Linked DNA regions of Homo sapiens: regions 1, 2 and 4 are each linked to region 3. A link is a loop called in an ENCODE intact Hi-C map of the cell type or tissue named here. Cell type or tissue: CD4-positive, alpha-beta T cell. All regions are shown on one strand. Each heading gives the region's core, and the rest is flanking DNA. Links, peaks and the distances in the headings are about the cores only.

Region 1 (8,002 bases), core at 923-5,922, 90 kb after region 3:
CCTGTCATACTGGCTCTTTACAGCAGCCTGCTCGAAGACCCAGGCACATGGCCAAATAGAAAATCAGATAAGGATGCTAAAAAGAGGGGACCTCTGGCAATGACTTCCCCATGTTATTGACTCCATAAGAAAAGGCTCAAAAAGAAGATAATTTCCCCCAATCCTTCCATCCTCAGAAAATTTTATTATAAACCATAGATAATAAGAGCTCACAAGGAAAGAAAAAGTAATACTATCCATAGGACACTGTAGAGTTAGATCACACAGGGAGAGACCTTTCTAAATCACCAAGGTAGCTGTTAAAAATGCAGTTTCCCATAGGCACCCTCAGAGATTTGATGAATCTTATGTGGGACCTAGAATCTTGCATTTTCAGCAACCAGCACCAGATGATTTTAGAGTAGGTGGCTCTTGATCCTCACTTTTGAAACACCGAAGAGAGGTTAGAACTAGCCCTATGATGACTTAAATTAAAATGTAGGAGTACATCAGTCTAGAAAATAGCTATGTTCCAGAAATATGGACAGTAAATTGAATTATGTTGTTGTAAATACAGACTTTTAAAAAAACTTCATTTATGTTCTATCTTTGTTTCAGATTGATTTTCACATTTTACTCCTCCTTGCCCACTCAAGTTAGGGTCATTAGTAAGAACAAGAAAAATGTAATTGCATGAGCAAGTACCTATTCAAGAAAATGTTTAAGCTAAATCTTTATGGAAAATATAGTGTGCATCTACCATCACCCTCTGAGGAATTTGCTTTTTATTTTTTGGATTTTTTTTTTTTTTTGGGATGGAGGTTCACTCTTGTTGCCCAGGCTGGAGTGCAATGGTGCAAACTCAGCTTACTGCAACCTCCACCTCCCGGGTTCAAGCGATTCTCCTGCCTCAGCCTCCCAAGTAGCTGGAATTACAGGCGCCCGCCAAAACGCTGGGCTAATTTTTTGTATTTTTAGTAGAGACGGGGTTTCACCGTGTTGGCCAGGCTGGTCTTGAACTCCTGACCTCAGCTTATCCACCTGCCTTAGCCTCCCAAAGTGCTGGGAATTTTTTGGATTTTTACACATTCATTTTCTAAAATTGTTTCACAACTTATTTGTATGTGTGTGTTCACGAACCTCACCAATTCAGGCTCTGACATCAAGCTCCCAAGAGCTGTCTGAAGCTATGTTTTTCAAATGAATAATAACAGCAGAATTGAAAACTCTTGAGCTAACATTTTGCTCTCAACTCCAGCCTGCTAGTCAACTACTGCTGCTTCTCTGCCAGCTGATGACTGCACGGAGGCTGCCACTTTCTGATGGTGAGTGACTCTAGGCCTCAAGTGATTCAGACGCCACTGACTCTTGCTGCAGAAACTTTTGGTACTAGGGAAACAGACTCTTCCATTCACTTCACGTCACTTAACTTTCTACTGCAGTGTCCATTCACCTAGGACTCAGGCCTGAGTCTGAGGAGGTGGGGCCAAAGGAGCACCAGGTATAATGCAGTATTCACAATCACCCATCAGTTCTGATGTTGCTTATTATTTCCAAACACAATAAGGGCTCTTGGAATGCAACCCTTATATAAACATAGCTGTGATGATCCTGCCTTCTAGATGTGTCAGCACATGCCTGAAAGAAAGAGTAGGTGCCCTCTAATTCTGGGGCCACGGCTACACAGTTGCTAAATAAAGTCTAAAGTCCACACAGTTGCTTATAAGCACAAAGAATCCTGCTAAGAAATTAGATTAGAAGTCAGATTAAACATTTATTCTCATTCTGCCTCCACCATTCTCCAGCTGTGTAACCTTGAATGAACTAACTTCTCTAAACTCCAGTCTTCTCATCTGTAAATGAGAGAGTTAGATGAGATCAGAGATTCTCAGACTTCAGAATTTGTAATAATTACTAGGGAGAGTGGTAAATAGGCTTGGCTCTAATTTCTGGAGATTCAGAATGAGGGCAGCAGTGGCTAGGATACTGATTTTTTTTTTTTTTTAATAGGGACTCACTCTGTCACCTGGGCTAGAGGGCAATGGTGTGATCATAGCTCACTGCAGCCTCCAACTCCTGGGCTCAGGCAGTCCTCTGTCTCAGCCTCCCGAGTAGCTGGGACTACAAGTGCATGTCACTGTGCCTGGATAATTTTATTTTAAATTTGTATAGATGGGGTCTTGCTTTGTTACCTAGGCTGGTCTTGAACTCCTGGTTTCAAGCAATCTTCCGGCCTTGGCCTCCAGAAGTTCTGGGAATTACAGGAAAGAGCCACACTGCACCTGGCCTGTGATTTGCATTTTAATAAACCCTCTGGATGATTCTCTAACCACGTCTGGGAAATATTTGTCTAAATCAATGATTATTCATTGTGGTCCTATTAGAAACATTTAGAAAGTATTAAAAATATACTAGTGACTGGTCCCTCTCCAAATTAATTCATCATAATATCTGGGTATTTTGTCAGGGCATTGCTAGTGCCTCAAAAAAATCTTTGTGCATCAAGGGTCAAGAATCAGTGGATTAAATAATCTATAAGAACTTTTCTCAGCTTTTGAATTACAACTTCCAACCTAGCATTCTTGGTTCTATATCACAATACGTCGGTTATAAATGTGGAGTATGCTGTGTATGCAGACTTGCTAGTTATTATGAGCTGAATTATGCCCCTCCCCTCACCCAAGTTCATATGTTGAGGTCTTAACGCCCAACACCTTGGAATGTGACTGTATTTGGATTTAGGGCCTTTAAAATTAAGTTATTGGTTGGGTCCTAATCCAATAGGGCTGATGTCCTTATATGAAGGGTAGATTAGGACACAGATAACACAGACAGAGGGGCGACTATGTGAGGATACAGTAAGAAGGTGACCATTTGCAAGCCAAGGAGAGAGACCACGGAAGAAACCAAACCTGTCAACACTTTGTTCTTGGCCTTCTAGCCTCCGGAATTGTGAGGAAATGAATTTCTGTTGTTTAAGTCACCCAATATGTGGTATTTTGTTATGGCAGCCCTGAGAAACTAATACACTAGTCAAATAGTTCACTGAAACCTATCTTACTTTGAAGAAAATAATGTTCGTCTAATTAGTTCAGAAACAACATATCTCTAAGTATCGACATAAATACACTAAATTAAAGGCTTAACTATACAAAAATAAGTGATTTTGTAGTTTTTTCCCCCAAAGTCATGATTGAAAACAGGTTATGGAAATAAGTAATGCCTTTTAAAATATCATGATCTAACCTTGAGGATGATGTTTTAAATAAAAGGATTAAGAAAGAGCAGGACTAGAAATAATTTCAGTGCTTTTCACTACCAATAATGAATAGCAAACCCAATTTCAATTAAATCAACAAACAACTACCAAATGTTTAACGTTATCTGGTAAGATATAATGTAAATTTTAATTATGAACATATATGAAGCAGAATCTGTTATTTTAGTTTTGATGCCAGGTTTTTATAAAACCACCCTGTCTATTCCCCTCGTATATCCCAATTTCTTAAGTGTCTTCCTTAAGGTTTCCTCAATCTTAACTTTCATCGTATCTATTCAAAGTAAAAATACTAGAGATCCATTTAAAATCAGAGCCCGGGAAAGAACAAACTATTAAAGAAAAAGATATATTGCCACCTAGTGGAAGACAGGCGGAATCATCTTCTTGTAATTCAAGTTTTAAACCACAGAATGGTTAGTACAAGCAATGTTTTTAAATGGTTTTTGATAGTGTGTAATTATGCTTTGTTATTTAAAAGATGTCTTTCCTGTTTAGCTGCTAAATCACTTTTAACTTTTGAGTTATATATTTAGCAATCACTTAAAGGTATACGCTGCTGCTATATATATTGAGCAATAAAGTTGAACATAGTCTTTCTCAAAAACATTGAGCTAGAATGCTAAAAACACTTACAGGTAATTCTGAAAAATATTTACCACCCACAGAATGTCAGTAGTATGGTAAACAGCCAATGTAAACATAGCTGACCAAACATTGGTAAGTCACTTCTCTGGACCTGTTTCCTCATTTAAAACAATGGGGTTACACTATGTAATTTATAAAATATTTTCAATTCTAATATAATTAGATTAAGTAGTTATAATATACACTTATATTTATTATGTTTTAGGTCTCTGTAATAGTTAGGTGAGTGACCAAACTTGGTTTAGAAAGTAGTATTGGTGAATTATTTGGTGTGTGTCCTTGAAATAACATTTCAGCATAGAACTAAAAGAAGTTTATTAATGGGAAGGAACTTCCTATCTATTTATTTGGTTGCCAGGTTTCCAGAGTTTTTTTTTCCATGAGAGTAAGGTGACCTGGCTAATTTTAACTTCAGCAATTACACTCTATCCAGCTAAATTATCCTTGCAACTTTTATTTGAGTATAACATCGTTTATTGTTTCCTGTCCTAAACTTTTAGGAAGTTGTTATTAACTGATTTACTCTTGTTGACCTTTAACAAATACACAGGATGATATTAACTACTGGTAATTCTATAAGAGCCTTTCTTTCTATAGGCCAGGAAAGGAAAGGGGAGTTTAAAGATACTTCCCTTTTAGTTGCCCTTGGTATGTCCCAAGAATGTCACAATCCTTAATTAGTTAACCATATGATGTGCAGGACCTCTGAAAAGATTTTATTTCAGATGGTATAACGCAAGGAGCTTAAGTTATCAAATTGTTCTTGCTCCAATTGTTGGATACAATTTCCTTCTGTACAGTATTTAGAAGTGTCACCAAAAGACTTCCCTTTCAAACAGAATGAACTTAATGTGAAAATGTCAATAAGTCTAATAAAAATAAGGAAGCATGGTAAATTAGTAGGTGTCTTGAAATACTACCGAGAGGAAGTTTGCTATCAGCACTCAACTTTTAAATAATTAGTTGTGAGAAACTGCATATTATAATACATGATCATTAATAAAATAGAGTACTTAGAAAAAAATTGATATCAAACTTCTGTTTGAGGCTTTGTCCAGAGATAAGACACACAGGGAGGCTAATTATAATATTTCTAGTAACTTTTCTCACTTTTTCCTTCTATCCTATCACCACACACACACACAAAAAGAAAAGAAAACGAAAAAGACAAAAAAAGGTTAATTTTTCAGTTTACATTTATTCTGAATAAAGTTTGGAAAAATAAATTTGGAATGAAGTCCCAAATGTGAAGCTGGAAACTACCCGCCTTGTTAGAATATTTTAACTGCTTCTCTCAACTGCATTTTCTATACAAATTATATGGTCATCAGATTCAACTAGTTTGAGAAGTAAAAGTTTCCATTTATAATGTGAAATACTCTTTCTCCTGTCAGCTTGTGTAGCTGCCTCACATCACTTTCATTATCCGTGGCACCAGCCTTTTATATATTGTCTTCAAATTATTCAGGTAGGTAGCTTCAGCAATTTATATACATTTATATATATATATATATATATATATATATAAATGTATATAAACATGCAGTACCTCTTTTAAATATATATAAAATAATGCAGTACCTCTTTTAAATATATATTTATATATATTTTATATATATATAATTTGAAACAACAGTTGGATGTGACTAGAACAAATTGAAAGTAATCACACATGTCATTAGAGAAACAATTTCTGTAGGTTTCAAAACCCTCTTAGATTGACCTATGTCTTAAATTTCAACATAATTTAATATATCTGTTCCTTGAACAGATACATATGTCAACTGATTACCATTATCATTCTCTTTAAGATAGCATTATTTCCTTAAATTGTATTGGTAGCAGTACCAAATAACAAGCATAATGATGAGATGATGCCCTACCTAGTAATCTGTGTTGGTCTCTTTACTGTTGCTTATACCACAGTACCTGAAACTAGGTAATTGGTAAAGAAACGGAACTTATTTCTTACAGTTGTTGAGGCCGGGAAATCCGAGGTGGATGAGGCACATCTGGTGAGAGCTTCTTGCTGGTGGAGACTCTCTTTGGTGGGGCGTCACATGGTGAGGGGACTGAGCATGTTGATGTCCTTGCTCGGGTCTCTCTTTCTTTTCTTATAAGCCACCAGTTTCCCTATCATGATAACCCGCTAATCCATTAATCCATGAATAGATAAATCAATTCATGAAGGCAGAACCCTCATGAGTCAGTCACCGCCTCTCAGTACTGCCACATTGAAGACTGAGTCTCAACATGAGTTTTGAAGGGAACATTCAAACCATAGCATAACCTATAATTAAAATATTCCATTCCAGTTAAAGAAGGCATTCTAAGTGGAGACCTGTGGAATGGATACTTTAAAAGGTAACTTTGTTCTGACTTTATTATTTTTTTTTTCATTTTATTACTCAAATGCACATTCATTTGATACACATTTCAGGGAAGGTGAATTTAGAAAGTTAAAGGATCTTTGCCATGGTAAATGAGAAGAGATTTCTGAAGTTATACATGTTAAATTTCATGTATTTTCTGTGGCTTATAATAGTAAGAAGCTGTAGTGTAATGAAGTACTTTGGAAATGCTGCTGGTACTCAGAATTTGGAAAGTGTTAAGATGAAAAATGTCTAAGAAACATAGGCATACTAAAATGCTTTTTTTTTTCCTGGTAAAATATCAGTATGCTTAGGTATAAAATGTTTTATTAACCCTCAATTGTATTGTATGCACTTATAAACATGCATGATAATAAGCTTATTTATATTCAACCAAACATTTATTTGGCAAGCAGCCGAGGATATTCTAGTGTTCTAAAGTCAAAAAAATGCCTCAGAGATTCAAAGCCTTTTGTTTCTTTTTCAATATCCCAAAGCATAGCAATTCTTTGTCTTCTTTTTGCTGCATTCTAAAAGTATATTAATTGACAACCTACACAAGCCACCTGAAAGCTTTCTATATCTACATTAAAAGCAGATTCTTCATTTGGGAATTATATTTGATATCTTTAATATCTTTGTGTATTTGAGTGGATGTATTTGACTTCTAGGTAGACTGAGAAAAGTCACAAGTGGCAGTTTTTGTTTTGTTTGTTTTGTTTTCTTTTTAGTATAATACATTGGTGGGACAGAACTTGCTAAGTCGGAGTTCAGAATTATTGGTTAGGCAGCTAATAAAAATGATTATTCAGATATTGAGAGTCCTGATGGCTTAAGGAGTGACCACTGCCCTTCTTTGCCCCTCTAGACTGTCTTGGGAAGTAGAACAAAAACAGGTACAGTGGAGTCAGAAAGACCGTGGCACTCCCTGTACCATTCAGTGGTTGTGCTCTGTTGGAATGAGTGCTGTTGACAAGTCGCCTTACTTATCTGAATCTCAGTTTTCTTCCCGGTAAACTGGAATATTGACAACTATATATGGTTGTGGTAAAGATTAGAGATAAAATATGGAAGTCCAAGTCAAATGATAGGCTGATAGGCACTAGATATATTGAATATATTATTTTCATAATCCTCCTCTGTAGGTCTTTGTGAATCTTCCATTGCCTTGCGGTTTCTAAACTTTAGGGCTATAAACCCTTTTGTTTGTTTTGTGAATAAAAAGAGAGGTGTTTCCTGTGTTCTTTCTGTGCAGTAAAGAAGATGTTGGGAAACTATGAAAGGAGATGTCCTGGGATACAGCTTGTTCATTTTCATGAAACTGGTAGGTGGAAAATTAACTAAGACAAATCAACTTGGGATGTGAACCATGGGCTCCTCTACTCCTCAGAATAGAGTCCTTATTTTCCCCAAACATCTTGAGTAAAAACCCATTCCCCCAGACTCGTTTGGAATCTCAGCACTCAGGAGTTCCCTTCCCTGGTGGTCTGGTGGAGCCCAGGAATGCTGGCCTTTAGGGCACACAGCCAGACCTGTTTGCTCACTCATGCTTGGAGTGAGCAGCATGGGAGGTCCTGATAAGCTGGCTACTAAAGGATGCAAGATGCATTCTGAGCGGTTGTATCCACTAGTGAGACAAGTCGTCAAATGGTCACTAAGGAATCTGTATTCTAAAAGAATAAAGGCATATTATCCTATGAAAGCCCTAAAAATGATTCTATGTAAA
Region 2 (7,860 bases), core at 1-5,000, 67 kb before region 3:
GAGCAAAGGTAACAATAAACACTTCTTAAAAAACATGGCAGTATTGTAACTAAGCTTTCTTCAGTAGGAAGCAGAGGAAAGAACATGGGCTTTGAAGGCAGATAACTTCATATACTTTTTGTAATTTTAGTAAGTATTTAATAACTTCTGTATTTTAACTACCAAAAATAGACATTGATGTGCTAACAATGTCTTGAAAAATCTTTGCATATTCTAGGCCTTCTGAGCTGAGAACAGATATCTTCAATCACTCGTTTTCCTAAAAGGAGTAAAATATACCTTCCCTTATCCACAAAAATACAAAAATTGAGTAGCTCATCTTCAATGACAAAGCATTTCTGAAACACTCACTCCATCTCTCTAAAAGTGGGAAATTTTCCTTGTTATCTGCGAATTGCTAAAGCACATTATTTAGCCCTTATTTACAGAAATTAACATTTTTTCTTACTGTCTCCCAGAGTCGTAAGTCTCATGATTTATTCACTTTTATGACACCTTCTCACCCATCCAGACATTCCCTTGCACATTCCCTTGAACATAGTAGGTACTTAATACATATTTCATGAATGAATGAAAAAATAGGTGGATGGATAGATAGATGGATGAATGTATGGATAGATGGATGAATTAGAAGGTAATGAATCCTTGGAAGAGACACTATGAATGAAAGCAATTAAAAACTATAGAATAATTTCTTTCATCATGACTAATTCACTATCCCAACTGAATTTGTCTAAATGGGGTATGACTACAATATTATTAAGAGCTATTTTATGTGTATCAGTTAAGGGAAGTCCCAATTTTTAGAGTTTTTAAAATATAGATTTGAAACCTCTCGAAAATAAATAAAACCAATTATCTTAAAAGATAAGTAAAATAATGTGGCAAAATTATCCAAATTAAATTCAAAACTTGTTTTATAATAAATTTAAAAGATAAGAAGATATCTTAAGATATTGTTTTCAGACTTTTTCAATAGAAGCAAAAAAAATGCCTTTTTAAACTGGTGAGAATGGATACTACACTTGATCTTAACCAAAAGGCTGAGAAGTGATAAGAAGTGCCTTTTTAAATGTAAAATTCTTGAAATGATAAACTGAATTAGAAAATTGTAAATAACACATGAAGAGTACTCACTCCTACTGAGGATGATAGATGAAGGAGATTAATTGTAAGAAGTATCATCTTAACATCAAGGAACTTACTGGGGCCATACACAACATTTATATAGGTACATGTGTGTATACGTTTATATCACATGCGGTTATAAAATATGTCAAAAATAATTTCAAAACATTTTGTCATGCTGCAATATTGTGTTTCAAATAATTGAAATAAATAATCCATTCACCAGAGCCTTATATACGTTTTAAAAGTAACTTCTTGATTGTATTTTTATATCGCAATAAAAAATATTATCAGGCAAGTTTTCCATCTCATAAAGTTTCCAGGTAACAGAAGACAATGTTCAAGGTATGACCCTAATCCTTCTCTTTCCTGGTTCACTCATCTCTATTAACTCTTGCTAATTGTCTTTTTAAATATTTGGTTTAAAGTCTACCTATTCTGAACCATTCTTTAAGTTCATTACACTCTTATTCTGAGTCACCCCAAGCTTTCTAGTCATACTCATATTCATGTTTTACCATAATAAAAAAAAGTTCTCTCCTAAAAACATTCAACTTTCTAATAATTTAACTAATTTAATTTAAATATTCACTTTTCAACTACACTGAAAGTTTACATTAGGCTATTACCATGTCTTTTATTTATGCTGTATTCCCCTGCTCTGTACTTATTATAATGTCATTTGCAAAGTAAGTGTTCAATAAATTTTTCAATATATCATAAAAAAATTATAATTCCAAGGATGATAGCATAAGTTATGTAATTCATAAGCTTGTTGTATCTAAAATATTTACGTTTGATAGCTACAGAAACAACTTGAAACTGATTGTGTCTGAATGCAGATAAAAGTCAAATATTTGGTGCTTTTCAGAAATGAGTGGCAGTGTGTCTTTGAGCATTAGTGTTTGCTGCCAACAAGTGAAATGCAAGTTTACACAAACAGATTTTGCATAAGACAGCCTTCTCCATTCAGTTCAAATCAGCTCACCATTGCTGCTGAGTCCCAGACAACACCAGCACAAGACTTTAAGCTAAAGGAACTTCCCAAACGTGGATTCAAGGTTTTTTTTTGTACAGTCAGGTATCTGCTAGCTTATTACACTGGAAGAGAGACAGCAGTTTGCGGTTTTTCTATCTGTACCTATACCTGCACCATAAGATTCCAAGCTCCACTCAATCCCATCATTACTTTTGCAGCTGCATGATCCTAAGAGGAAAGTGCTCCTTTTCCATAGCCAAGAAAAACACATGTGAGTCCTGGCCTTGTACTCCCTTCAGGGTAACTACCTGAAGTCTGTCAGCCTCTTATCAATCAACAAGGTATCACTTTAGGGGAAACAAAGGCCAAAACAAGACAGGGCAGACAGATCTCAGACCCTTGAAGAATCCCAAGCAACTGAAAATAAATATTAAGTTTTTCAATTGGTAAACAGTTAACGGTGAAAAAGCAAAATAATGTGGTAGGTTAAAAACAGAAATCATTCATCCCCACTGTAATGTTAAAAAAAAAAGCCTCTAAATGAAAGCGAAAATGACTAAAATTTTAAGAACAAGAAGAAAGAAAGGTTATGTTATAAAGATAAGTTCAACTCCTTGAATTCAACATCTTAGAAGATCAGCTTCACTGAGTTTGGCTTTCAAGTTATGTCTTCAACTACAGGGAACAGCAATATTGAAACTACTTTGTATTTGTTGTGAAGCAGTTGTCAAGGATGCTGCTGTCATGACACGCATCGTCCCCTATAACATTTCAAAGCAGAAGTTTCTTTGTCACCCCCAAGTAGTTGCTATGTACTTCCTCTTTTCTGCACTTGACAACCATGCAAACTTATTTCTTGTCCTGACTACTGGGGAAGCCCACAGTAAATTTCTTACTCATTCACAAAATTCTGTTAAGTTCATGTGGTTATCATAGTGTTTCATCCCCTTTTCCAAAATTTTAGCACTCTTCTTTTTATATTTTATTAATTTTCTGCAACACTATTAATTTCTATGCAGCCTCAAATACTTTTTTGAAAGAGACAGGAATTGAACAAACAAAATGTTATATTAAAGCCCTGGTTTTCTTTAATTGAGAATTGGGGGACCAAATTCCATTATCAACTGGAGGGAAAAAGAGAAAGAGAGGAGGCACACAAACACCATATATATATATATGGTGTTTTCCTCGCTTTCATTTAGAGGCTTCATATATATTGGAGACAGAGTTTCACTCTGTCACCCAGGCTGGAGTGCACTGGCACAATCATAGCTCACTGCAACTTCAAACCCCTGGACTCATGCAACCCTCCCACCTCAGTCTCCCAAGTAGCTGAGACTACAGGCATATACCATTATACCAGGCTACTTTTAAATTTTCTATAGAGATGTGGTCTCACTATACTGCTCAGGATGGTCTTGAACTCCTGGCCTCAGGCAAGCCTCTCATCTTGACTTTACAAAGTGCTGGAATTACAGACTTCAGCCACTATGCCCAGGCTTGGCTAATTTTTTAATGTATGAAATTAGCACTTTCAGCTCTATTTGTATCTCCCTAATTTCTTTGCTGAGAAGGGCAGGGAAGGGAAGGAGAGGGGAGAAGAGGAGAGGAGTGAGGAAGGGAAGGGAAAATAGCCACCACAACTGCCATGCACTGTGCCATATCAGTAGCTTTTCTCTGAAACACTTTGGATGTGGAAGGTATGCAAGGCATTATAACTAAAATAAAGATAGACTGAAATCATGGTGTCATAAAACAGTCTGCAGGGAATCCTGAATTGACCAACTAACAATGAAGGCATAATTTTATTTTCAGTATCTCCTACTTTTTCTTTCTACGATGTGTCTGTACAGTACTTGAACTTTCCAATGCACATTGTCTTAACTTTCCAGATTTCAAAGCTCTTTCAGGATTTCAGTCAATGAGTCTACACTCATCTGTTGAGCATCTGTTGTATGTGAACACCGTGATTCTACACAGTGATGTGAGAATTCCTCACACTCAGTCCAGGGGTCACTCACATAAAGCTCTATATATGCACTGTGGTTCTCCACCCTGGCTGTACACTGGAATCATTTGAGGGGATTTTCAAAAGCTCTTCTGGACTCTATTTGAAGAGATTCTAATTCACATGTTTGTGTTGGGTCAGGGTTATCACTGGCCTTTGAAAACTCCCCAGAGTATTCTAATGCGCTGCCAGGATTAAGAACCTCTGATCTAACCTAATTTTAAAACTTTCTTGTGTTATTGGAATGCGTTTTGAATTACCTATTTTGCCAGTCATTGCTTCTGTATGAGAGTTTTGGGTAAATAGGATAATCTCTTAAACCATAAATAGTTTCTGGGATGGTATGGATGAAGATGTGCATGAGCTTATAGACAGAATAGAGATTAGTTCCAAGCTCAACCTTGTTTCTTCATTTATAAAATAGGAATATAAATATCTCCCCCATGGGGCCACTGTAAGGATTCATTACAGTATATTATTATAAATGTCCTATTTTGTTATTAGTTATGGTTGTTAATCTCTTACTGTGCCTAAATTATAAATTAAGTTTTATCATAGGTATGTATGTATAGAAAAAAATAGTATATATAGGGTTTGGCACTACCTGTTGTTTCAGTCATCAACTGGGGTTCTTGGAACAGATCTCCTTCAGATAAGGGGAGTCTAGTGTACCCCAAAATTAGTGGTTATCAGCAAAATTGATTGTTTCTCATGGCACTGTGCATTGAATGAGCAGTTCTCATGCTTCACATGCTGCCAGTTGAGCCACTGGAATGGCTAGAAGCGGAATGCCTTCACATGGTTAGCAAGTCGGTGCCAGCGCTGATACTGGCTGTTGCCTAGGAGTTCAGCTAAGACTGTTAACCAGAGTCTCGATTCTCCTCCACATGGCTAGGTTGGGCTTCTTCCTAGCATGGTGGTCTCAGAGTAGTCAAAGTTTTCATATGACAGATGGTTTCCAAGAAAACAATAGAGGAAACTACCATGCCTTAATAAATCTTAGGCCTGGAACTCAAACTGGCAGTTTCATGTTCATGTCTGCTGCATTCTATTGACTGAAGTAAATAAATCGTAGGCCTAGACCCAGATTTTAAAAAGTAAAAAGTGTGTGTGTGCCTCTGTGTGTGTGTGTGTGTGTGTGTGTATTCTATGCTTCATTGGAAGCCACCAAAGAAATAATCTACCACTAAAACAAAAAGCCTCACACACTCATGTTGTCAAATGCCAATTTATATAATTGCAGGAATACTATAGGTATTTATATCATAAGTAAATTATTTTCTTTACTCTCAATAGATTATTAGCCACAGACTTAATCTGCTTGAAATAAACAGTAATTCCAAAACAAAATGTAGCAATACATAAGGATTTTATGATAATTAGCCAATTACACAGCATCCTGAAATGTTTCTTTTAGGGTAAAATTTAATAGATTGAGTAGAATATGAAACGAAAATGTTCTCAAGATGTTATTTATGACTATACAAAATTGCTAATGATTTATAATTCACTTAGAATTCACTTAGAATTGTACTTTACCTGAGCTATTGCATATGAAGAATTTAGTAAAATATGTAATATATAGTAACTGCTCAGTAAACTTTGATACTTTTATTGTCTCCTTCCATTAATAAACCACAAAATTAACCTGAGTAAGAAAAATAGAAAAAAACTGTATGAAGAGAAATATGTTCATTCATATATACCTGCTCTACTTAACTGTGTTACTATATACTACTGCCCTACATACTGCTTAACGGATGAACCTCTAACAAGTAATTTGTTCTCACCAAGTTCCTCAATTTAAAAATTGTTTAAAGGTTTCAAATGAGTGAAAGATTTTTTCTAAAGACACACATTGCTATTGCTAATACATTCTAAAATCTTGGGAACTAATGGGTTTTAGCTGTATCTTACTATAGTCTATGTAAAATATGCTTATTGTTTATTTAACATGTCATTCTAATGCCAACATAGGCCAAGGCTTCTGTGGTCCAGAGTCCAGACCAGCAAATCCAAGGTAGCAGTCATAGATCCAGAAATATCTGCTCACAAAATACCCTGTACAATCTGAATTTTGTCAAAAATATTCTCCAATTTGGCCTGCACCTACCAAAATGTGGTACTCAATTCACACCTGAAGTTCAGGCCTGCTGCGTTTTGCATACTTTTACTCCATTTTCCCACTCACTGCCTTACTAAATCATGAAAAATCAACCCCTGCATTTTACCACTTCCGTGTGCCAGGTCTGTCTCCCAGGCATGAGTAACAATGTACTTAATTTTCTAGAACATGCTCATAAAACAGATGTGGGACTTCAGCGAAAGTGACTGCTAACATGTCCATCACTAAAATCTGAGTTGCTGCCCTGCCTGGACCCCTCAGGTTTAGCACAATGTGTGGCCAAAACAGACTTTTCAAAACAGGAGTAAATACTTGCCTAATGGAATTTTTTTTAGCTAACCCAACTATTGTCTCATCTTTTCACCCCCTCACTGGTTTTTAAGAATAGAATAAATTTAGGGAATGACGATGTTTTTGAGTTGTGACTAATTCTGACTGATTGAAAACTGGAGAAGGAGAACCCAGAGAGTGTGAATACAGTGCGGTGGTGAAGTGCTCATGCACAGCATCAGGCCTGGGTGTGAACCCTGGCTCTAGCTGCTTAGCTGTGTCACTTTGAGCATAGTCCTTTGATTTCTTTAAACATCTGCTCGAATCCTGATACATCATGATGAAAATAAGGATGGTGTCCACTGATAACTGCCAAACCCCATGTTAGCCTTGGCCTCCTTCCTATGCAATCATCAAAGCAACAGCAAGAAAAGAAAAATGAAAAAAAATGAAAAACTATAAATGAGAAAAAATTAAAAGGTAGTTAGTTGCAGGTAGGCGATAGAAGCAAAGAAATAAAAGTGAATTGATAAAGTTATAAATACCCATTGTGTTCTCTTTATGTGTAGAACCTTAGTTAGTCCTTCTCACACATTATACTTTTCTCAAGATTGCTGTATGGTAGGAATAATTCACTCTTATTAACTGGCCCAGGAATTGGGCAGCAAGAGGGTGAGTAATTTGTTAGAAGTCACACAGCTAGTATGTAGCTCCTATGCCTATTCCACCCAAGGTCCAATTCTGGTCCTTTCATTAACAAAAAACCTCAGGACTCTCCATAGTAATGGTTGAATATGCTCTATTCCTGAATGCTTCTTGTTTCCAACCTCTGAATTCCATTTTGATTCCAAGATAGTAACATTAATTTCAGCATTTTTTTTTATAAACAATACATTCTTGTTGAAATAAAATCAAACCACATATATATATATAAATTAAAATTGTGAAGGTTTTTTCCACCTTCAATATCATGCCTAAGACAGTGTCATTGTTAACAATTTGTTGTATGTTCTCTAGACTTCTTTTCTTGCATTTTCAATCACATACACCCCCCTCACCATATAAACAGTTAGGGATTTTGTTTTCTTTTTATTTTATAAAAATAAAATCATACTAAGAGTGTCTGCTACTTGCTTTTAAACTTAGTATATCTCTTATATGTTCTCTTGTAAATATGTACAGACTTTCCTATTTCTTAATAACTGCATAGTATTCCATCCAATGTATATGTTCTAATTTAATTATAGTATCATCAATTGATAAGCATTTAGATTGAATACAGTTTTTCACCATTATGTACAATGTTGCAGTATCCAATTTTGTATTTAGACCTACCTTTCCATGCTAATG
Region 3 (8,002 bases), core at 1,456-6,455:
AACCCCAGCTACTCATGAGGTTGAGACAGGAGAATCACTTGAACCTGGGAGAAGGAGGTTGCAGTGAGCCGAGATCATGCCACTGTACTCCAGCCTGGGCAACAGAGCGAGATTCCATCTCAAAAACAAACAAACAAACAAACAAAGACATACATGCAGCCAACAAACATATTTTAAAAGCTAAACATCAGAGAAATGCAAATCAAAACCACAGTGAAATACCATCTCACGGCAGTCAGAATGGCTATTACTGAAAAATCAAAAACAACAGATACTGGTGAGGTTGCGGAGAAAAAGGAATGCTTTTACACTGTTGATGGGCATGTAAATTAGTTCAGCCATTGTGGAAAACAGTGTGGTGATTCCTCAAAGACCTAGAGGCAGAAAAACCATTTAACCCAGCAATCCCATTACTGGGTATATACCTAAAGGAATATAAATCATTGTGTTACAAAGATACATGAGCACGTATGTTCCTTGCAGCATTATTCACAATAGCAAAGACATGGAATCAACCTGAATGCCCATCAGTGATAGACTGGATAAAGCAAATGTGGTACATATATACCATGGAATACTATGCAGCCATTAAAAGGAACTAGATAGTGTTCTTGCAGGGACATGGATGGAGCTGGAAGCTATTACCCTCAGCAAGCTAACACAGAAACAGAAAACCAAATACCACGTTATCACTTATAAGTGGGAGCTGAATGATGAGAACACATGGACACATGCAGAAGAACAACACACGCTGGGGCCTGTCAGAGGGTGGGGTGTGGGAGGAAGGAGGACATCAAGAATAGCTAATGGATGCTGGGCTTGATACCTAGGAGATGGGATGATCTGTGCGGCAAACCACCAAGGTGCACATTTACCTATGTAACAAACCTGCACATCTTGCACATGTACCCCGTACTTAAAATTTGGAAATCAAATAAACCAATAAATAAATTATAGGATTTTTTTTCTATTTCTGTGAAGAATGTCATTGGTATTTTGATAGGGATTGCTTTGTGTTTTCCTGCCATCTTAACAATATTAATTCTTCCAACCCATGCACATGGAACATTTTTTCATTTTTCTGTGTCTTCTTCAATTTCTTTCATCAGTGTTTTATAGCTTTCCTTGTTTAGCTCTTTTAATTCTTTGGTTAGATTGAGTTCAATGTCTGTTATATTATTTGTAGCTATTGTAAGTGGAATTGCTTTCTTGATTAATTTTTCAGATTTTTTTGAAATAGAAATAGATAATTGAAATAGAAATTATATGAAGTATCTTAGTTGGTATATATAAATGCTATTGATTTTTGTGTGCTGATTTTGTACCCAGAAACTACTGAATTTATTAACAAGTTATGACAGTTTTTTGATAAAGTCTTTAGTTTTTTCCAGATATAAAATCATGTTATAGAAACAAGGCTAATTTTACTTACTATTTTGCAATTTGGATGCCCTTTATTTCTTTCTTTTGCCTAACTGCTCTTGCCAGAACTTTCAGTACTGTGTTGAGTAAAAGTGGTGTAAGTAGGCATCCTGAGCTTGTTCCAGATTTTAGTAGAAAGCCTTAAACTCTTTCCCATTTAGTACAATGTTAGCTGTGGGCTGGTCATATATGGCCTGTATTATTTTGAGGTATGTTCCTTTTATTCCCATTCTGATGAGGTTTTTTGCCATGAAGATATGTTGAATTTTATCAAATGCTTTTTTGGCATTTATTGAAATAATTGTATGGCTTTTGTTATTGATTCTCTTAATGTGATATATCGTGTTTATTGATTTGCATATGTTGACCTATTCTTGCATCCCAGGAATGAATCCAACTTGATTATGGCAAAGAACCTTTTTAATACATTGTTTTGTTTTGTTTTTTTGAGATGGAGTCTTGCTCTGTCGCCCAGGCTGGAGTGCAGTGGCGCAATCTTGGCTCGCTGCAAGCTCGGCCTCCTGGGTTCACACCATTCTCCTGCCTCAGCCTCCTGAGTATCTGGGATTACAGGCGCCTGCCACCATGCCTGGCTACTTTTTTGTATTTTTAGTAGAGATGGGGTTTCACCATGTTAGCTAGGATGGTCTCAATCTCCTGACCTTGTGATCCACCTGCCGCAGACTCCCAAAGTGCTGGGATTACAGGCGTGAGCCACAGCACCCAGCCTTTAATACATTGTTGAATTCAGTTTGCTAGTATTTGTGTGTGTGTGTGTGTGTGCTTTTGTTTGTTTCTATTACTTTATTTGTGATCAAAATATCTCTTTAAAATAACTTGCTATATCTTTAAGATGTTTTTCATAAGCCTCATGATAACCACAGCACAAAAACTTGTAATAGATACATTAAAAATAAGCAACAAATTAAAACATCTTACCAGATAAACCACTTCAACACAAAGCAATATAGTAAGACTGAAAAGTCTGAAAACAACCAGAAAATAGGCAATAAAGTGGCCATAGTAAGTCCTTACTCATCAACAATAACATAGAATGTAAATGGTCTGAAATCTCCATGTAAAATGCATAGATTGGCTGAATATAAAAAAATCAAGACCCAACTATATGCTGCCTTCAAGAAACCCACTTTACCTACAAAAATGCACATAGATTGAAAGTGAGGGGGTAGGAAAATATATTCCATGCAAGTGAAAACCAAAAACGATCAAGAATAGCTATGTTTATATCAGATAAAACAGACTACAAATCTAAGAATGTAAAAAGAGACAAGAAAGTCACTGTATAATGATAAAGGGGTCAATTCAGCAAGAGAAATTATAACAATTATAAGTATATATTCACCCAACACCAGAGCTCCCAGGTATATACAGCAAGTATTAAAAGATCTAAAGGGAAAGATAGAATGCAATACAAAAATAGTAAGGGACTTTTACACCACACTGTCAGTAATGGGAACATCATCCAGACAGAAAATCAACGAAGAACCAGTGGAACTATACTGCACAATAGGTCTAATAGACCCAAGTGATATTTACATAATATTTTGCTCAACTGCTGAAAAAAATACATTCTTTCCACTAGTGCATGGAACATTCTTCACAGTAGACTATATCTTAAGCCACAAGACAAGTCTGAACAAATTCAAAATAATAGAAATCATATCAAGCATCTTTACTACCACAATAGAATAAAACTAGAAATTAATAACAAGAGAAACCTTGGAAAATGCACAAACATGTACAAATTAAACAACATGCTCTGCATTGATCAATGGATCAATGAAGAAATTAAGAATGAAACAAATGAAAATGAAAATACAACATATCAAAATCTATGAGGCACAGCAAAAGCAGTATTAAGAGAGAAGTTTAAAGCAATAAACACCTATATCATAAAAGGAGAAATAAACAACCTAAAAACACATCTCAAGGAACTAGAAAAGCAAGAACAAACCAAACCCAAAATTAGTAGAAAGAAAGAAATAATGAGGACCAGAGTAGAAATAAGTAAAACTGAGACAAAAAAAATACAGAATATCAACAAAACAAAATGTTGTTTTTTTGTAAAGATTAAAAATTCAACAAATGTTTAGTTACACAAAGAAAAAGAGAGAAGATCCAAATAAATATATAAAAACACAAACAAAAAAGGAGAGATAACAACTGAGACCTCAGACATACAAAGAATAATTCAAGACTAGTGTGAGCAACTAACTATATGCCAACAAATTGGAAAACCTAGAAGAAATGGATAAATTCCTAAACACATAAAACCTACCAAGATTGAAATATGAAGCAAGAGAAAACCTCAACAAGCCAGCAATGAGTAGTAGAATAAAAGCCATAAGTCTCCCATCCAAGAAAAGCTGAGGACCTGATGGCTTACTGCTGAACTCTACCAAACATTTGAATAATGAATCAAACTCTCAAAAAAATTAAAGAGGAGGGAATACTTTCATAAATTCATTCTATGTAGCTAGCATTACCCTGATAACAAAGCCAGATAATGACTCAACAGAAAAAGAAACTTACAGGTCACTGTCACTGATAACCATAGAGGCAAAAATTCTCAGAAAGTCTTTTCTTGAAGGAAGATCTGCATAGCTCATCTCTGTGTCCAGTACAATGTCCCTGCCTTTCTTCTCCTCAAAGCACTTTTCACTTTTCCTTCATTTCTCTATAACTTGAAACTTGTTTTTGTGTATTTATCTGTTCAATTGCTGGCTTCTCCACCAGATGGCAAACTTCATGAGAGCAGAGGTTACATTTATTTCATTTTCTACTATATACCCAGCACCTAGCACCATGGCTGGCACGTTACAAGAACATGAATGTTTGATGAACAAATGAATAAATGTTGCTGACATCTGAGGATAATTTGCCTTGAAGGTATTTGTAACCGGGATCCTGAGTGGTCAACAGATGCAAACCACTGCATATGACCCAAGCCTCTACAAGATTCGGAAAATTCTGCTTTTCCCTGCCAGGGGTATTGCTTTTTCAACTAACAGGCCTTAGTCTAGCCTGTGAAGTCTGGTTTCAGACCCTTGTGGTCTGACCTATCTTGTTTCTATCTCCAGCTTAGAATAAAATAGTGCCTTCAGCTTCTAATCCTCCTGAGTCTTTGAGAATCTAATTTCCTTTCATCTGCGGCACTAGGTAAAGTCATGAAGAGCTAATTTGGGTGAAGTCCTGGTGACATCATAACCACATCTACTATCAGCTACTGTTTCCTGCCCCCCAAAAAATCTGAATTTTCTTCTCTCTAGGCTTTGAAGCTTGTATATTTCCAACATCTCTTTTCCCCAAAAACTATTTTCATGCTGTGTTATACTGGGTTTTATTGCCCACCCTCCAGCTGAGCAGTCCTCCTGACTCTTAGCTTGCAGTTCTCATTCAGGAATTTCTGCTACCCACTCATGGGGCAGAAAGGAGGGGAGAACAGCCATTAAGGCTATCAAATATTACAAAATTGAAGACCCCACTGCTGGAATTTTAACAGCTGCTCTCCATACTGTCTCCTAATCTAAGCTTGACCATGTGGTTCTCAATAACAATTTAGGGAGGAGGGGTTCAGATCATCTAGACTATAATTATTAAACGGGGACAAAAAATTGAAGACCCCAACAATGATCAATTTGGTAACTTTACAGAGGACTAGCCTCACCCCAGTCATCATTAGGAGTTTCTTTTCAGTCTGCTCAGTAATGTGGTTGAGGAAAAGGATCCCCGGGCCTGGGTTCAAAGCCCAGCTCTGTCATATATTAGCTACATAATGTTGGGCAATTTGCTTAACTTTCCATGCCAACATCTTCATAAATATAAGGAGGTAAAATAAAAGCATCCACATATGAAGTGCTTGGAGTGATTAATAAAGTAATGTATACAAGTTGCCTAACAAAGTTTCTGGCACAGAAACAGAAGAAACACATAAAAATGTTATTGACTATTGTTATTTTTTGTGTCATCACTCTTTTCTTTTGTTCAATTGTCACTCTCTCTCACCTTCCTTCCTCCTCCTTTCTAGTCGCTCTGTCTCATTCTTTCTCTGAGTTTTTCTATAAATGAGGAGAAAAAAGAGCCTTATCTACTCATGCCTTCACTAAGAAATTAGTCATTTATTAATAATGAGAGGCAATATTGCAAAGTGGTTGGTCTGGTAGACTCTGGAGCCTGATGTCTTGTTTAATATTGTATCTGCCACATCCTTTCCTGTGTATTCTTGGGCAAGATACTTAACTTCTCAGTTTTCCTATCTGGAAAATACAGATAATATTTGTGTCTGCTTCACAGAGTTATTTTTAAGATAAAATGATTTATATAAAGTACCTAGTGCATAAGACTTCTGGATAAATATTAACTTTATTTCTTACAGCTTATTTTTATTTTAAAAGAAGGAAAAGAATTACTAAAAATAATAAATAAATAAATACTAAAAAAAAAAAAAAAAAAAAAAAAAAAAAAAAAAAAAACTCCGGCATGAACAAGGGAGCTATCAGGGATCAGATAGCCTCTCCCTGTTATACATCAAACCTCCAAGTTACTGTGTCTACTGAAGACCTTACTTTAATAACTTTCCCAACAGTCAACTCTCTTTCAACTAACTTTTCTCTTCTCTCTTGGGAGATTTCCCCTGGGTTGCCTGTTAGTGACTCACTTCCTACTGGCAGTCTTGTTCACACTTTAAACTTCCTGACAGTTAGTGAATCACCTCTGTATCCTGCCTTGTTATGTATTTATTTTTGCTTCTCCTTACCTGCCCCTACCCCCACCCCACACCAGCCACCTAATTCTCCTGGAGAAATCAAACAGTGAAGAGAAAAGACATTAGGGGCCAGAACATTGGATATCCATTGAAACTCAATGCCTTAAATACCTTTGGATGAAGCTTCAACTCAAATGTTGGTAAAATGTCTCCTCCCTCATTTCTCTTAATGTTAGAACCTACAATCTCTCAATTCTAACCTGTTATTTTCTTCAAAGCCTCCAATTAAAACCTCAGGTACAAACACTTGTATTTGTTTAGTGAAATATTTTTTACATGAAGAAGACTTTGGAAGATGAAATTCTAGACAGAAGAGGTAGTGTGATGAGAAAGAAAGAGAGGATGAGAAGGGGAGGATGAACAGCAACGGATACCCGCAAAATGAATGGGGATGGTGATAGTACAGGTAAAGAGAGAGGATGAGCAAGAAAGAGAATTTGGAGAGACTGATGAAAAAAACAGAAAATGAAAAATAAAAACTGAAGAAAGTAGAATATAATTAGCCTGGTGATTAAGAGTACTGGTTTTAGAGTTAGAGTAACTGTTCACATTACAGCTTTAATACTCACTAGCCATGTAACCCAGAGCAAGGTAGTTAACGTTTCAGTACCTCAGTTTTCCTATCTTTAAAATGGGAATAATAGTAGTACCTACCTCAGGGTTGTTGTGATTAATGAGCTAATGCATGGAAAATGTTGTGAACAATGTCTAGAACATAACAAGTGCTCAATAAATGTAGCAGTGGTTATTATTAGTAGGAATATTTATTCTTATAACTAAGGTCATCAGAGCAATTATTGTTTTCTTAAATTATCAGTATTTATAGCTATGACAACTTCTGAATGTCTACATTTCCAAATAATTAGAAAAACTTTTACTAGAGATGCCCAATATATTTGTCAGTGATATTAAATATTACTATCTCACTAAGAATGTGCTAAAGAAAATTCAGCAAAACAAATTATTTACAATTTGCACAAATGTGCTACAAACATCCAGAAGAAAAATTCAACTGCATTTTTGTACTGTATTTAATGTATCTATTTTAGAATATCGAGGCACTTTCCTAGAGCCAGGACATCCTGTTTTAAAATACTAGGGTCAGCGGGGAGAGAAGACTCAAAAGTCTATGTGTTAAATGTGTTTCCATACATTTCGCAGGGAACTGACCCCAAATCCCAGCATGTGTGTATAACTGCCTCAGATACCTGAAAGTAAACAAAACGGATAACTAGTCCTGCCTATTGAACCAACATTAAAGCTCTGATCAAAAAGATCTTCTCATCAGATGTTCATATATTCAAAAGTTTACTGCATCCCATAATGTGTTGACATGTTTACTGTGATTTGCTAAGAAGCAGGAGAGACTTTTTTCCACTTAACAGGAGGCTTCTTCAATCAGGCTCCTAAAGGGTTTTAGCAGTTCAAGCAGGTGAGTGACAAATGTGATTACAATCAACAGGAAATAGGAGCTAGATCTTCTGCATATTCTCCTACCCACCCCTCCCCTATAAAATATCTCACATTAAACTGCCAACATGATGAACTTCAGAAAATATTCACAGCCCAGTGACACTCACATAGTCAAGCTGCTATTAACAACTACTCAGACACCTAATATTGCCTTGTTTTGTGTGAACTGAAGACTGATGAACCTGAGTTATTTCCTTTTCACTGTTATCTGATACTATCATTTTATAGTAGTTGGAGCAGAAAAGGAAAATTGGTCTCGAGGAAATGGAAGACAATGTTTATGATATTATAGTAAAAGAAATGAAATACAGTTTACAGACC
Region 4 (8,002 bases), core at 1,513-6,512, 59 kb after region 3:
TTTTATCCTTCAATCCAATCAAGTTGACACTCAGTATTAACCATCACATACTGTAATAAAATTTATGTAAATATGGTCTTCCTTTCTCCCTCTCTCAGAATATCTTATACCGTACTCACCTATTTTCCAACTGCAGAAAGCAGAACCACAGATACAGGGAGACTACTCATCTCTTAATATGATTCATTTGGGCTGAATTTCTGTTTCCTTTTGGGTCTCTGAGAATTGCCACATTTCAAAACCTTCTATGCGTATCATGATCTCTAAACTTCATGATAACCCTCCAAGGCATCAACATTAACCCATTTTATAAATGGGGAAATATTACTTAGATAAATAAAATACCCAAAGTCACACACCCAATGAGTCGCAGAATGGGAATTCAAATCCCAGTCCTTGTAACATCATTTTCTTTGTTTCACTTAAATTTGTAAGTACATTCTAATTATACTACTAATGCAAATACTAATTTCATCTAAATATAAGATAAATTTTACATTAGCTGTCTTCTGAACACATTAAGACCAAGCCCTTATTTTGAAATATTTGATAAAATTCACAAAGAAACTGCTAAACTCAAGAACAGTATCCCTTTAATCACAATAATGAAAACAGAAAACTTTTATTTAAAACAATGAAAAAACTTGATAAGCTATACTCTTGTTTGATGTTAACATTAACTCTTCTTTGATCTTCGGTTTCTTTGTCAGACACCTTTGATTGCAACCCAACAACCATCCCCAGTCCTTTATCGCTATCTTTTTATACTTTAAAGGCTAATTTTCCCAAACTCTTTTGCATGTATATGTGGCCAGGAGATCCAGGTCTGCCTAATGAAAGTGAAAGTATTCTTTTCATTGATTAAGCAAACAACCACAGCTTTTTGCCCCTGTTCCTTTCTTCATGTTTAAAACGATGGTTTGATGCTTGGAATTACAGCAGCTATATTGTGACCATGAGCCAACATACCCAAGGTTGCTAGATTTAGCAAATAAATATATGTAATGGCCAACTAAAGTTTCAGTTTTAGATAAAATATGAATAAATTTATAGTATATGTCCCAAATATTTTATAACATATACTAAAAAGAGTATAATTGTATAGATAATACACACAAATATATATTATATATATAAACTAAAGAGCTTAAGTTAGAGTCAACTTAAACACCAAGTTCCACAAACTTTCAAAGCCCTGAGTTTTGTTGTTGCTTTATTAAGTTGTGAATGGATAAAAAGAATGTAAAATATGTATATGGCATAAAGAAAAACTACGCTGAACACTTTGTTAATTGCCACCCAGCCTAAGAAAAAGAACAACCTCAAAGGCAACCTCTATCCTGGATTTTGTGTTTAATCTTCCTTTGCCATTTTAATAATTTCCTTGCTTTCCTTTGTTCATCTTTATCCCCTCTGAAAAGCTAATAATGGAAATAAGACCTTTGCCTTTTACGATGCACTGAAGATAGCCTGACAGTCTTCCTCCCCTTAGCCCCCAAATTACTAGTCTATGAGAATTATGCAAAATTTAAAACAGGAAGGTGCTCTTCATCTCGGTCCTCAGAAAAAAACATGACAAAGGTTGACCTTTACAGAGGTAGTTAGGTTGCTAGATAAAAAGAGATACAAGTGACAAACCAAAGAGAGGGGGAAATCCTACACTTAGGGGGTTGAGGTTTTGGTCTTTGTGTGTTTTTAGAGAAGCAACCTCAACTTTCAGGTTTCTGAAAGGGCTCCCCTGCTTTTCCTTCAGCTCAGCCCTAGGCAAGCAGACCCCCTGCCCAAGCCTCCCTCCTGAGATCCTGCATATGCTTTCTTGCTAAATGACTTTTAGCACCGTTATCTCCTCATGGGATACATCTGTTGGGTGCCTCGCATCCTCAGCTCCACTTTCATCTCTTCTATCTCAACACATTGTTTCCTCCACTCCTGATGCCAGGGTGGAAGGAAGCCATCCCGCCCGGCCGCGCTTGGGGATTGGCAGCCAATGAATGATTGGCAGCGGGCATCTCTGTCAGAGCTTTGGCATGCTGCAGAGTAGAAGCCCCGTGCTAATGAATGCCATCTACACCTACCAGATGTGCCACTGGGTGACATGCCAGATCTTTTACATAATGCCATTCTGCCGGACACAAGACAGCTGAGGGGTGGGGAGGTGTGTCTTTTAATGCTTTGGGATGGGAGTAGATCTGGCTTGCCCTCATTTTATTTCTTACTCAGACCACCCGCCACTGCCCATACACCCAATCAGCTCCCTTTACATTGGGCTAAGGCTCAGGGCATCTCGGAGACAGTGGCGAAGCAGCAGAGTTTGAGTTCCCAGGACATATCTCCTGTCCCCTGGCTCTCATCCATGCTCATCATTTCCTTGAGTTCGCTCCCTGCCCGCATCCAGATTCAGGAAAGGGAAATAGTTTTCAAAATTAAAGAAATAAAAGCACTAAATGGGATCTGAAATGAAAGGAAGGAAGGGGAAAAACTACACTTCCCATCCTCCCCCCTCCCCCATCCCTAATATTCTCTTCTTCCCTAGTCTAAACGTGCAAGGATGAGCTTCCTACACCCCATCCCTTTGGCAGCTTCTCCTGTTCTTTCCTCTTCCACCGTCCACAGGAAACTGGAGCGTGTTTATCCCCAAGGGTGATATCCCGTTAGTGCCTGTCCCACGTTCTGGCTGAAGTAGCTGTCTTAAGGTGGAGGCGTCCAGAAATCCGTGCCGTTTGGGGAGCAATGTTTCCTGGAGTGGGATGGACAAGGTGGGAAGAGAGGAAAATGAGCAAACCACTTCTGACGGACAGCGGGTGTGTGAGCGTGTAGGAGTGCTTGGGTTGTCCTCGCCCAGCTCTCCATCCCCGGAGGGAGAATGGCTGGAGGGGGGCTGGTGGTTGCCAGGAGGATCCCCTCTCTTTTGCTAAACCTGCGGGTACCGGGCTGCCCTGTAATCGGCGGGACTTGAGAACGGCAGGCCTCCGCTCCTCCTCCCCAGGGGCCATGACCCTCACACACCTCCCCACACCACCCCTCCCGCGACACACACGCAGTACTTGGGGCGACTGGGCGCCACTCCCACGCCAGAGCCCTGCCCCGCGCCCGCCTGGGGCCGAGCAGCCTGGCCCCTTCTCTTGTACCCCCACCCCCGCCCGCTGCCGAGGCTCCAGATGGCTTCTCCTTGCGCTCGGCTCGCGGCCCCCAGACGCCGCCCGGCAGCAGCCGGCGGTCGCTCCCTCCCTCCCAGCTGCTGCAGCAGAGACCGGGGCCATTTCGCGAGGCGGACGGGCTCCTCGGCAGGCTCCGATTGGGGTGGGAGAGCGGCCGCCGAGGGGCCCGCAGTAGCTGCGCTCCCGGGGAAGGAGCCCCACAGTCCCCAGGTAAGGAAGCCGCGGGGCAGGCGAAGGGCGGGGAAGGAGGAGCCTGAGCGTTCCGGTACCCAACCCTCTCTCTTTCTTGACCTTCCTCCCCTCTGCCCCTTCATCCTGGGCGCGGAGGGCGGAACAGTTTCTGGACCAGAGCACCCGCGAGAAGCAGGGAGCGGCCGCACAGCAGCCAGAAGAGGGCGCCAGCACCCCGGGGCCGGGGCTACAGGGCTGGCTCTGCCCCGGCGTCCCGCCCCCGCCCCGGGGAACGCTGCCTCTGCCGCAAAGATGCCCCCTTCCGCTGGAAAGCGGTAATGCCCACCGCCCACCGCGACCACCCCTTCCCCATTTTTCTCAGTTCTAACTGTACTCCTCTCTCGTTTCCTTTTTGCTTCTCTCTCTCTCTCCCCCCTCCCTCGTCCTCTCTTCCTCTCTCTTTCTCTCTGCGCTTGTTTTCTTACTTCCCCCTCCCTCCCCGCTTGCACCCCGGTACTTTTCCTTTTCTTTTCTGATCACTGGCGGGGGGAGGGTTTGTCGCCCGCCGGAAGGTAGTGTGGAGGGGATGGATGTGTTTCACGCTCAGGTTCTGGCTCTGGCTCCTCTCCATAGGTGCCTCCCTGGGTGCTCGCGAAAGCAGCCCTGAGAATGGCAGCTCTCAGAGGTTGAAGTCATTCTTTTCGGGGGACGGGGCACGGCGACTGTTTGATTGGGGGGTGAGTTATGCACTTGGGGCAGCGCTTCCCTGGAATGCAGAGCTGGGGATTTCCCTTGCTAGACGGATGCTTAAAGTTCAGTGGCTTTGTACTGAGCCCCTTTCTCCCCTCGAAAAGTCATGACAGTCAAAAGTATCTCTCTTTCTCTCTCCCCCGCCCCCCACTTCTCTCCAAAACCCTAAAGACAGCCTCCCCGGACAGTCTTCACCGTTTTTTTTCAGAAGCAGTTGCGCTGGGGGTGGGGAAAGGGAGGGAAGGGACATTGAAAGGCCGCAGTGGCTGGCAACTCCGCGCCCGTCCGATGTCCTCTCTAATCCCCCAGTGTTCTGGCGCGTACCCACAGTGCCCCCAGACCCTCCGCTCGCCCGTGCGCCGAGGTCGTTGGGTTTTAGACCCAGAGAGCACGTTCCGTAAGCTCCCGGCCCAAATCCCCTCGGAAAAATTAATCACAACCACCAGCGGATGCAAAATGTGTGCCTGTGTTGAGTCTGTCTTTTAATCCCGAACGTAATTCTAAAAAGCAGCATCAGACAAGAGCTTTATTAATCCCTTACACGAGCAAATGCGATCTCTGACCTACTAGACTTGTTTTCCTACAATTTCACAAAAAGCCTCGCTAGAGGAATGTGCAAGGACAGAAGGGAAACTGAGGAGACCCGCAACTCATTAGCGAAATAATAGGGTGCACTTCAATAAAAATGCGGTCCTGAAGTGGAGCAGACTCACCGGCAAGGAGCCCGGAAAATCGTCAGGGGCGGCGGCAAAGTGAGTGATGGGGATTGGAGGAAGGGGTAGGATTGGAGGAAGGGCCTCATGCACAGAGTGTGGTTGGGAGCTGGAGTGGGAACCCAGTTCGGTCTCTTCCGAAGGCTTAGGACCCATGTGACTGAATTTAGGGGCTGTCCCCTTGCGAGGGCACTAGGACAACAGGAGGGGCGCACCTGCAATACGGATGAGTTCAGAGTTTGATCCCTTGGGGCCTTTTTCTCGCACTTGAGATTTCACTATCATGTCGTTCAATTAATCATATTTCCCTTCTCCCATTTTATTCAAAACCGTCTTCCAGTTCCCTCATAATCGTAATTTGCGTCATTGCCTTTTATCGTTGATTAATTAGGAAGCCGAAAATGGTAATGGAGGGTCGGGCCAATAAATTAGCTTTAGGAACAGACGGACGGACGTCCGAGGCTGCTGCATGGGTGGGCGCTGTCCACCGAAGCTGGCGGGGGCCACCGTCGCTGCAGCTGGCTTCTCAGGAAGGCGTTAAGGAAAAGGCGCGCGGTACTGGCTGAATGGAGAGATCCACTCTGAAATAAACCCGGTGGCCACAAGGGAAAACTTCTCACTGCACTAGGTGGAGAGACTCCTGTGACGCTTAGCTTTTCCCGTTTGGTATAGAAAAGGAAAGACTGGGTTGTTATAGAAATGGAGAAGAGGAAGGATGGGGTAGGATAAGAGTCAGACTCCTGTTACTTTCAGAGGCCTCCCTACTAGCGGGTAAACAGGTTTAAAGTCTGGGCCTTATTAGGAGCCTTTTTTTTTCCAGAACTGGAATGTTAGATTTACTTTTGCAGCCTTTCCTTCCTCTTTCCACTTACCTACTGGTCTGAAAGAGGGAAGAAAGAAGGGAGGAAATAAGGGAGGAAGGAAGAGAAGGGAGAGAGAGAAGGCAGGGTGGAGAGAGAGAGAGAGAGAGAGAGAGATTGATTGTCAAGATCAGATCAGTTAACTCCCTGGCCAAAGAGGAAAGTTGCTAATGTGGAGTTGCTCCCTGCCCTCAAAGAAGCAGCAGCTCTGGGCGGGTAGGGTCTCCTCTTTTCTCCCTTCATGAAATCGATCACGCCTCCAGAGGGCTGAAGGAGAGCACTTTGCCACTCTTCACAGCTACACCCTGGCCTCTTTAGCTTTCAATTGAAAACCAATTAAAAGTTTCTATAAATCTGTTAGTGCCCCTTTTATCTGGGGACCCCTGATGCATGCGATATTGCCCTTTAGATGCCTCTTCCGTGTTTTGTTTTACAATTGTTGTATCAATATAATGCGGCCTTTCTTCTGCTGTCTCTATAGATACAGATACACAAGGAAAACCAAAGCTATTCAGGCTCCTCATTTGTCCAGCAGCCTAACAGTGGTGCCCTTTCTCTGTGCTGCTTTCCCTGCTTCGGGAGCAGCAGTTATGGTAGAAGCAGATGGCTACTGATTGGGGGAGCTTTGTGGCTCTAATACTGAATACTTTATGGAAAAGGACTTTATCATGCTTCGTTGGGCAGAGGAACAAGGGATGAGATTTATGGCCAGGAAAAATAAATCTTTTTCCAAGTTGTGGCTCCTTCTCACCAATGTCTCCTTTGCCCCCAGGGTAGAACACTGAGGAATTGGTTTTATTTTATTCTCCTTTTTGCTAACAGCACCTTTTAGTCAGGGTAGTGGACTAAGAGCCAGAAGTTTACGAAATACCCCAGGTTGTTGCTGTATCAGCATTCTCTGCCCTGGGGCGGGGGGAAGCAGAAGAATATCATCTTGAATGCTGTTTCAGGCCACGTTTTCTTGAATGTCCTCTTAGTTGATGGGTAAAATATTATTGTCCATTATTTTATTATCTATGAAGAACAGAAAAGAATGCTAAGAGCTCCCATTTGAAGTCAGAGGATGATACTGGTATTGAAGGAGAGGGGGAAATGATGGGGCATTTGGTAATGCAGGTATGCTTCTCTACTTTGAAAGGGTCTGAGCTATGGAGATAATTAGGGGATGTCTGTGAATTTAGGGTTTGGGGCTCCAAATTGAATTTCCAAGGTTTGGGGGATATACAGAGTCCAACCCTATACTGGAGGCCTAATTCACCCCAAGATAGTCCATATCATTTCTCTTTTCTTCTCTTCACCTGAGTTTTACTTGTAACTTCTCTTGAGTCAGGTTTGCTCCGCGTCTGTTGTTGGGTTATGCCCCTTCTCTATATGCAGGGGGATGCAACCTCCTGCTCCTCCTGTCCTCGGAGTCTGTTCTTCTAGAGTAATGTCACCCCCCTTCCTGAGATCTGTAACATAAAGTCACTCAGAAATGCTCCTATAGAGCCCCAAATGCCTACTGGCAACCTGGCACCAAGAGATGGCAGTCAATCCCAGCTCTGGGTCTCCATTCCCATTTCAGACAGACTCTTTGTCTCCCTGATTTTTGAAATGTCATTTTCTGTTCAAGAAACATTTGTTGAGTGTCTTCCATGTTCCAAGTCCCTTTTCTCTGCCTTTTCAATCCTTTTACCTTGTACCTAAACACTAAAGACAAAAGGCCAGGAGGACCCGCATTCAGCTTCCACAAGGGTCACCTAACTTTCTACCACAAGCTACTTCCTTCCAACTCTCCAGTCACTACCACCCCACACACTGACATGCATCTTTGCATCTTGTTTCTCTCCAAAGAGGAAAAAAATTGGGAGGAGAGAGCTGAGATTTTAAAAATTCTATTTACCCAGCATTCCAAAGCAGAAGACACTGAGCTGCTTTAAACTTTGGGCATTTCTTTTGTGCTAGGCTGAATGCTCTTCCAGCCTCATCACACTTAATTCTTATGCTGACCCTTTAAATATGATGTTATTGATGTTAAATATTATAATATCCCTATTTCACAGATCCCCCTGCTTCACAGGAAACAAAAGCATAGAGATACTAACTAACTCAAGCAAGTGGCCTAGCTGGGATCTGAACCCAGGCTTCATAACCACTCTATGAGATAGATGTTGTCTTTACTATTTTACAAATGAAGATACTAAATTTCAGAGAGGTTATGTAATTTGCTCAAACACACAGGTAGGAGATTACAGACCCCGGGTTCAGACCTGAGTGTTCAAAATCCCAAATATCAACCTCTTAACCACTGCCTCTTGGATCCTTCAGGAGGAAGAGCAACTGGGAACCCACAACTGACCGCTATTACCTG

Evidence for each region. Peaks named below come from ENCODE experiments on the same cell type or tissue, not always from the same donor. Only the 100,000 strongest peaks of a DNase experiment are listed, where the experiment ranks them.
Region 1: a loop joins it to region 3, with 12 times the contacts of the local background. A loop is called at or near these places in 15 of 110 quality-filtered maps.
Region 2: it touches region 3 in a loop (4-fold over the local background); 5 of 110 quality-filtered maps call a loop at or near these places.
Region 4: it touches region 3 in a loop (7-fold over the local background); 27 of 110 quality-filtered maps call a loop at or near these places.

The regions. Positions count from the first base shown.
Region 1 is chr4:80,212,023-80,220,024 of GRCh38, forward strand. No RefSeq gene overlaps it. Among named protein-coding and RNA genes, the nearest start is that of PRDM8, 19 kb to the left of the region's middle. In CD4-positive, alpha-beta T cell, for the core only: CTCF peaks have their summits at 3,611 (motif pointing left) and 3,810; a DNase peak (open chromatin) is centred at 3,609; H3K27me3 peaks cover 49 bases.
Region 2 is chr4:80,056,051-80,063,910 of GRCh38, forward strand. All of the region lies in intron 3 of ANTXR2 (ANTXR cell adhesion molecule 2), which reads right to left. It also overlaps the pseudogene LOC124900918. Among named protein-coding and RNA genes, the nearest start is that of ANTXR2, 13 kb to the right of the region's middle. In CD4-positive, alpha-beta T cell, for the core only: no CTCF peak of the experiment used is centred there; a DNase peak (open chromatin) is centred at 2,871; H3K4me3 peaks cover 703 bases; H3K27ac peaks cover 2,643 bases.
Region 3 is chr4:80,121,411-80,129,412 of GRCh38, forward strand. No RefSeq gene overlaps it. Among named protein-coding and RNA genes, the nearest start is that of ANTXR2, 52 kb to the left of the region's middle. RefSeq lists a cis regulatory region at 6,055-6,192. In CD4-positive, alpha-beta T cell, for the core only: CTCF peaks have their summits at 4,187 (motif pointing right) and 4,390; DNase peaks (open chromatin) are centred at 4,231, 4,581 and 6,091; H3K27ac peaks cover 2,820 bases.
Region 4 is chr4:80,180,688-80,188,689 of GRCh38, forward strand. It overlaps PRDM8-AS1 (PRDM8 antisense RNA 1), which reads right to left. Exons shown (of 6, transcript NR_183912.1): 6 at 577-2,737. It also overlaps a transcript of PRDM8 not described here. Among named protein-coding and RNA genes, the nearest start is that of PRDM8-AS1, 13 kb to the right of the region's middle. RefSeq lists silencers at 2,999-3,048, 3,199-3,378, 3,469-3,518, 3,529-3,708, 4,368-4,662. In CD4-positive, alpha-beta T cell, for the core only: CTCF peaks have their summits at 3,541 (motif pointing right) and 3,740; DNase peaks (open chromatin) are centred at 1,664, 3,584, 3,974 and 4,854; H3K4me3 peaks cover 2,756 bases; H3K27ac peaks cover 2,088 bases.